Linked DNA regions of Homo sapiens: region 2 is linked to region 1. A link is a loop called in an ENCODE intact Hi-C map of the cell type or tissue named here. Cell type or tissue: mammary epithelial cell. All regions are shown on one strand. Region 1 has its middle 58 kb from the start of LINC02834. Region 2 has its middle 48 kb from the start of LINC02834.

Region 1 (4,000 bases):
ATTTGTTTCACAGGACTGACACTATAAATAGGATTCTCGATGTGGATCAGCAGGAAGGCAGCAGTTTCCATGGGTGGCCTTGTCTCTATGGCAGAGATATTTCCCAGAAGCTCGCACCAGTGGGGCTGGCTCTGGATCCAATGAAGCTGCCGCGTCATCACTGTGACATGGCTCACAACTGCTGGGGTGCCAAGCCCTTTCCCTCACTGCTCAAAGACACATCTGGAATCATCTCCAGAAACTTCTGTGACAGGCTGGGGGCCCTCATCCGTTGGCGGCACACCATGAGTGTGACTGCGCGAATGTGTATAGTGTGTGAGTATGTGTGTGTATATGTGAGTGTGTGTATATGTGGGTGTGTATATGTGTATGAGTGAGTGTGCGTCTGTGTATATGCGTGTCTGTGTGAGAGCGTATGACTGTAAATGAGTGTGTTTGTGTGTGTGAGTGCCTGAGTGTAGGTCTGTGTGTGTGTGACTGAGTGTGCAGGTACATCTGTGTATGCGAGTGTGTATATGTGTGTGAATGTGTCTGTGTGAGAGAATGTGTGTCTGTTTATATGGGTGTCTGTGTGAGAGAGTGTATGACTATAAATGAGTGTACTTGTGTGTGTGAGTGCCTGAACGTATGTCTGTGTGTGTGTGACTGAGTGTGCAGGTACATCTGTGTATGTGTGTGAGCATGTATGTGTGTGTGTCTGTGTGAGACAGTGTGTGACTGTGCGGAATGTGTTTGTGTACATGAGTGTGTGTATGGGGGGGAGTATGTGAGTGTGAATACCTGAGTGTGTGGATGTGTCTGGGTCTGTGTGGGGAGAATATGGGTGTGAGAGTGTGTGACTGCGTGACTGCATATGTATGTGTGTTAGCGTGTGCATGAGTGTGTGTGAGTGTGTGTGGATGTGTGCATGCTGCCCAGGCTGGAGTGCAGTGGCACGACCTGGGCTCACTGCAACCTCCATATCCCAGGATCAAGCGATCCTTGTGCCTCAGTAGCTAAGACTACAGGGGTGCACCACCACATCCAGCTAATTGTGTTGTATTTTTTAGTAGAGACTTGGTTTCACCACGTTGGCCAGACTGGTCTCGAACTCCTGACCTCAAGTCATCTGCCCACCTCTGCCTCCCGAAGTGCTGCAGTTACGGGCATGAGCCACCCCGCCCGGCCTGGAGTGGGAGTTCTGTCCACCTCAGGGTGGGAGGCTGTGGCACAGCTGCGTCTCGCTTTCCCCCAAACTGAGGAAGAGGTTTCCTGTCTGCTCTTGGGCAGAACTGAAAACCTGAGGCTAGGAGAGTAAGGACGCAAAGAAGTTGGAGAGTGGGGATTCACCTGGAGGGTGACAAGGCACACAGTGGAAGCCTGTGGTGGGAGGGGACAGCAGCAGCAGCTGCAGGAGGAGGGGCAGGACTCACCTTGCCCATGCAGGCCTGCAGGAGGAAGCAGGGGAGTGGGAAGGAGAGGGTCACAGCCGAAGGGATTCTTCAGTTCCAGCAGCCCATGAACTGGCAAGAGGAAACAAAAGGGGAACAACAACGCTTCTGTGGGATGAAAGGCTGGTGAAGCAGAGCGGTTGAAGGCTTGGTCTGGAAGCTGGTTATGATAAAACTTTCACATGGTTGGGAAGAAACCCTGGGCCTCACTTGCTGTGTCCCCCAAATGTTTCTTTCCCTTCCCAACTTGGAAATAAATGAAGGCACTGTGTGGGGTTCTCTGACATTCACTATCTCATAGTCAAGCCTCACAAATCTTAGGACCGTTTTACAAAAGGGGAGATTGAGGCTCACAGAGATGAAGTAACTTGCCGAGGGCATAGGGTAGGGTCATAAGCCCAGGTCTCGGGGACGTGCCTGGGCAATGGCAGAAAGTCCCCCTTGCGCTTTTCTTGGGTAGTAATGTAGATATTCTTAATGTCAAAGGGCATCTTCCTCCTCTTGTGACACAAACACCAAGTGCTTAATTTGGAAACTGTCGTAGACACTAAAATCCACTGTCTCATTTGTTCCTCATGATCTTGCAAATTAGCTATCATTACCCCATTATCTGAAGCAAACTGAAGGGACTTCTCCAAGGACACACAGCTATGTCATGCTGGAGCCAGGATTCAAACCCAAACCCATTTTGCCCATGCTCTGGTCTACTGCACTATCCTGCCTTCCTCATGGGAGAAAGGGCTCCTCCCACTGACTCCCTGCCCCCCTTTTGGCTCTGCCCACGAAAGGAGGTGCATTGCACCCATGCAACAATGCTCATTGCTCATTACTCACGGCCTCCCAGGCCTCCCAGTGATTAAGCCCTTAGAACTTCCCTTCGGCCGCGGGTGACATCATTGCATAATTAAGGTGACTGTGATGCCCAACTGCGTGCACCAAACAAAGGTTCCTTGTTTTAATTTATCATCCCAGCTCTCCTTGTGCAAGACTGAGCTCCAACTGGTAATTAAGGGAGACGGTTTAACCTGGCTGAATGAGAGCAGGGCTTGGGGCAAAGTGGCAGAAGGGTGACCCAATGTCAACTCTTAATTTGATATGGTAATGAGGATACCAATAAAAGATAATAAGGAGTAGGCTTACCCCAGAAAGAGGAGAGCTCAACACTAATCTGAAGCTTTCCTTTTATGTAATTTTCTTGCCAAGTAGCTAAAAAGATTTTTTTGTCTTCTTTTATTTCTCAGCTGACCCTTTGATGGAGCTACTACTGAGCAGTCACATGCCCTGAAGTTGGTCACTTTCTACCCAGAGCATCGTGTTAATGCACATAGATTCTGCAACACAGGCTACAAAGATTCAAAGACAGCTTTGCTGTTTGCTAGCTTTGTGACCTCAAGCAAGTTACTGAAATTCCTGTCCCTCCGTTACTGCATCCATAAAAGGGCAGTTGCAAAACTAGTACCTGCCTCATCAGGGTGTTGTGGGGTTGAAAGTGAATTAATATGTGTTCGGTCTCGAGGTCAGTGCCTGTTGCATAAGCACTTTGTATCTGTTATTATTGCCTTCAAAACTCTCTTCACTGTCTGTGTACGACTTTCCAGCGTCTTGCATAGATTAAGTGTTTAATAAATATCTCTTCATGACATTTTATGTCTTCCCCTCTTCCCTCTCTTTGTCCTTCTCTCTCCACAAATGGGGACCTCATTTCTACCTTCATACATAAAGGGAAATATGGAGCAGACCCATTAGTTTGCAAGTACAATGAGTTAGGAAGGGACTCGCCCCTCGTAGGGTGCAGAGGCCAGGTGAATAGCAACTTGGAGTATGGTAGCCGGATAGAGAAGTTGGTTGGGACATGGGCTTGTATTTAAAAAGCAGCTAACAGATGAGGTTTTCACTGTCTCTAGGAATTGACCAAGCCTGGGAGGAACAGTCCCTCCAGGGCCAGCAAGACCTCAGAGGTCAAAACATCAGAATGCAGAAAATGAAAGACATGGTTTACATACTCTCTTGCTTTCTCCCCTTCTGAGAACTGTCAGTTGCCTTAATATAACTTACATTCAGGAGACTCTCAAGGGAGGCTAAATTGTACAGCAAAGTTTGTTTTCTTTATTGAGCTGAGCTCCCTTGAACCCGCATAGCTACCTGGCCAGGATGGGGACTCAGACCTCACCAGGGTCTGCCAGCTGGGGCCAGGGCTGTGCCCTTGGGTGTCTCCTCGGAGAGGCATTCTTCACCTGCATCTACTTGTCTAAGTAACACCTCTCCTTTGGGGTGAACTGTAACCTGCCTCATCACTACCTTTCCCAGCTTCCCAACACTTTCCCAGTTACTTCGTTGTTTCCTCTCCTGAATTTCCAGACTATTTTTTCTATTCTTCTTCTTCTTATTTTTATTCCAATAGTTTTTGGAGTACAGGTGATTTTTGTTACATGGATGAGTTCTTTAGTGGGGAATTCTGATATTTTAGTGCACCAGTCACCCGAGCAGTGTACATGGCAGGCATATGCCATCTTTTATCCCTCACTCCCCTTCCAACCTCCCATCTGTGAGTCCCCAAAGTCCATTATATC
Region 2 (4,000 bases), 110 kb before region 1:
GCCTCCCAAAGTGCTGGAATTACAGGTGGGAGCCACTGCGCCCGGCCATTTTTACATGTTCTTCCAGTTTCTGCATTTCCTTGAATCATAGTCTTGATAAAATTCAAGTTCTATTATTCTGGCAATAGTACATCAGAGATGGTGTCCTGTTCTCAAACCTGGGTCTTGTAGAATAGCTCTGTCCAATAAACTTCATGTGATGATAGAAACAGTCTATATTTGTGTTGTAGAATTATGGTAGCCACTAGCTCTATGTCACTATTAAGCACTTGTAAAGTGGCTAGTGCAACCAAGGAATTACATTTTAAATTGTATTTAATGAAATCTAAAGAGCTACCTGTGGCTGGTGGCTACCATATTGAATAGCACAGCTCTTGAGTTTCTGAAGTCATTGTTAGTGAGCAAAGTGTGGCCTGTGGGGCTGTAGTTAGGGGCTGGTGATGAAACGTCTTTAAAAAACAAGCAAGCCAGCAACTTCTCCCTCCACATGATGCAGTCAACACAGTTGCATCATTTACTACCTGAAAGGGCCAAAGCTGAGCTCCAGCACCCATCTTTTCCTTTTGGACTGAAAGGAGAACTCAGTCCTGTGTGCATCTCCTATACGCTGGGACCTGGGCACTGGCTGCTGCCTCCTCTTCATCTGTGGATGTCCTCAATAGTCCTAGCCCCCAGGCATCCTCAAGAAAACATACAATGATCATACATAATTCTCATAGCTATCTTCTGTAGAAGACCCTTTTGAGTATATGTGGTTTTAGTTTTTCAAATGAGTATCAATTGCCTTGAGAGGGATCTTTACTATGGAGTAAGTAAAGAAAGGCAGGATATTATCCAATCAAAGATGCCACCCAAGAAAAAACAGTGGTACAATGGGATTTGGCTGCTCCTGGGCTGACACCAGCCTTCCTTTCAGGTGACTTTGATCCTGTGAAACACACAGAGGTAGTCATTAGTGCTACACTGGTACCCAATTCTTTCCTTCAAGACACACAAAAAGCTGTTTCCTGTCCCCCTCTGTGGTTGAGCAGAGCCATCTGACCTGATCTGGCCAATGAGATGTGATAAGTGTTTCAAGCTAGAACAGTTCATCTTCTTTTTTTTCTTCAGAAATGAAACTTCCTCAGCTTGAGTTCTTGAGTGAAGATAGTAAAAAGAAGAATGTGTTCCAAGTGAAGGACACGTAACATGAGAAATAAACCTTTGCTGTTTTCAGCTACTGTCATTTTAGGAGTGCCTGTTACCTCGGCTGAACATAACCTGTTCTAGTGAGTGCACCTGTTTTAAGCCTAGCAAGAGGATGACTCAATGTGCTATGAAGAAACGGCATACACAGATTACAGTCCATTTAGAAAAAAAAAAAAAACAAAGGAGGAACTTATTAAAGTTGGTAACTAGGTTTCCTGAAGATTGGGTCTCTGCAATTGGATCTGCTCTTCTCTCCATAGGACTTCACTGGACCTCCAGAATCTTCTTCATGGATATTCATTGCGTAAGATAAAGACTCAGTGCATTAGCACTGAGATTCTAATTCTGCATTAGAACTGAGAGTTAATGTAAAGTGGTGTTAAAATGAGTGTTATATGTACACATATTTATTTTTTGATTGTTGGTTAATGTTTGCTCCCTAAACTAGACTCTAAAATCCATCATAGCAAAGACTGAATCAGTTTATCACTGTGTCCCTAAATAACTATGAATGAATGAGTGAATATATGTAGATATGTATCACTGAGCATTCCTTGAGTGTTTCAGTGGGTGTGGAGCAGCTGTCTCTGTCAAAAGGCACAGGATGTGGTGGGGTGTGGGGTGAGAAGGTTTGTGGTGTGATCCACGATCCACAGCCAGCAGATTTCCTGACTCAGAGCTCAGAAGAGAGAAACCTGCACACTTGAAATGTAACAGGAGAAATGCTTATAAGTACACTACTGTGAAGTCAAATACAATAGCATATTTCAGTGACATGAAAAATAATAAATATGCATTATATAGATTCTCCTTGATTTACGATGGAGCTACGTCCTGATAAGCCCATCACAGGTTGAAGATATCATTAAGTAGAAAATACATGTAATACACCTAACCTACCAAGCATCATAGCTTAGCTCAGCCTCCCTTAAACATCCTCAGAACACTTACCTTAGCCTACAGTTGGGCAAATTATCTGGCAACACGGCACACTCTAGGGTGTGGGTTGCTTACCCTCGTGATCACAGGGCTGGCTGGGAGCTGCAGCTCGCTGTCACTGCCCAGCATCCCAAGAGTATTGTACTGTTTATCAACATCCTGGGGAAAGATGAAAACTCAAAATTTGAAGTTTGATTTCTACTGAATGCATTTTGCTTTCGTACCATTGTAAAGTAGACAAATCATAAGTCAAGCCATCATAAGTTGAGGACCATCTAAAAAACAACGCAGCTGCCTGTCTTGTTTCAGCTTTGGTCCATGTAGAATACATGTACATTTGTCTTCATTTATAAAGATGCCAATGCTAATTTAGCCAGTTGTCCCAATGCACAGCATAAGAGGTAGTTACTTTTTTTTTTTTTTTTTTTTTTTGAGATAGAGGCTTGCTCTGTTGCCCAGGCTGGAGTACAGTGGTGCAATCATGGCTCACTGCAAACTGCCTCCCAGGTTCAAGCGATTCTTGTGCCTTAGCCTCCCGAGTAGCTGGGACTATAGGCATGCGCCACTATGCCTGGCTAATTCTTGTATTTTTAGCTGAGACAAAGTTTCTCTATGTTGGCCAGGCTGAGGTGATTACTTTTAAAACATTGTAAATGGCTTCTAAAGCAATTGTTGATAGTTATTCATCATGCAGTACTCATACACATTTATATATAAATATAAATAATTGCTTTTCAGTCCAACATTGCTATTAGTTTTTATTCAATTTCAAATTCTGGTTTTGTGACTCGTTTGTAGCATCAGCTATCTTAGCGTCATGGGTGGGCTGACTGGCCCTTTAACATCATCTGCAGCTTTTTTCAAGCCATACTGGGTGCAAAATTGACAGGTAAGTAATTGAGAAATATGGATTATACTGCAAATAATTTTAATTTTAAATTTCTCGATGGTGGAATTTGGATAAGTGTTTGTGTAATTCTTACTGTATCTTTAGAGATAGAAAAGATATATGTGGATTGATTTCTTCCTTCATGGGAAAACAGTTAAGAAGACAAGGCTAACAGAGGTAGAATGCTTTTCTATCATTTTGTATAATTCAATATCATACACCATATTATGTGATAAAGAACTGTAGATGCTATAGAAATATACAGAAAAAAGAGATGATTCAGCTGAATTAATCAGAGAAGGCTCACATGGGCCTCAGAGCTTGAGTTGGATATGGTACCCCGAAGATAAAGGGGAGGGAAACCAGACAGGTGAGCCTGTGCACATGAAATGTGGGAAGGAGTACACACAGCACATGTCCATTAAGATTAGAGGCTGTGTGGCTGTGAGTCCTCAGAAATACGGTAGGGTGGGGAGGATGGGTACAAATACCAAGAGACTAGAAAACGACTGTTGTATAGCTTTGAAAAGACTCCATACACTTCCATAGTTTGCTATGTGAGTGACATGTGTTTTGCTGTGCTAAGAACTTGCCCTGCCCCTTGGGAATGTGATGGTTCCACTTTATCAGACTCCATATGTGAGTTACTGATCTCAACCACTGGACTCCATCATACATATAAACCTAAGAGTTTGACAGAGACTTTGGGAGCTTAGGTTGTGGCAGGGTGCACTCCGTCAGCCGCCTCTTTAAAATCTGAGAGCTCAGGCTACGGCAGGGCCACACCCTATTGGCTTTGGAGCTGATCTCTGGAGCCTCACCAGCCTACACTAGCACCTCTCAAGCACTAAGCATTCTTGCATGTCATTATAGATCTTCACTGTGTTGTTCACTGTGTTGATTGAGCCTTCTCTTCCAAGAACCTCTTGTATAAAGCTACACCTCAAACTTTAATTAGACTTACATTCCACCGAGGCTTGCATC

Evidence for each region. Hi-C counts contacts between places; a loop is a spot of excess contacts. Peaks named below come from ENCODE experiments on the same cell type or tissue, not always from the same donor. Only the 100,000 strongest peaks of a DNase experiment are listed, where the experiment ranks them.
Region 2: it touches region 1 in a loop (1.8-fold over the local background); 1 of 110 quality-filtered maps calls a loop at or near these places.

What each region holds. Positions count from the first base shown.
Region 1 is chr9:86,764,785-86,768,784 of GRCh38, forward strand. No RefSeq gene overlaps it. Among named protein-coding and RNA genes, the nearest start is that of LINC02834, 58 kb to the left of the region's middle. In mammary epithelial cell, no CTCF peak of the experiment used is centred here; DNase peaks (open chromatin) are centred at 2,317 and 2,867; H3K27ac peaks cover 1,223 bases.
Region 2 is chr9:86,658,565-86,662,564 of GRCh38, forward strand. No RefSeq gene overlaps it. Among named protein-coding and RNA genes, the nearest start is that of LINC02834, 48 kb to the right of the region's middle. In mammary epithelial cell, no CTCF peak of the experiment used is centred here; DNase peaks (open chromatin) are centred at 1,307 and 1,797.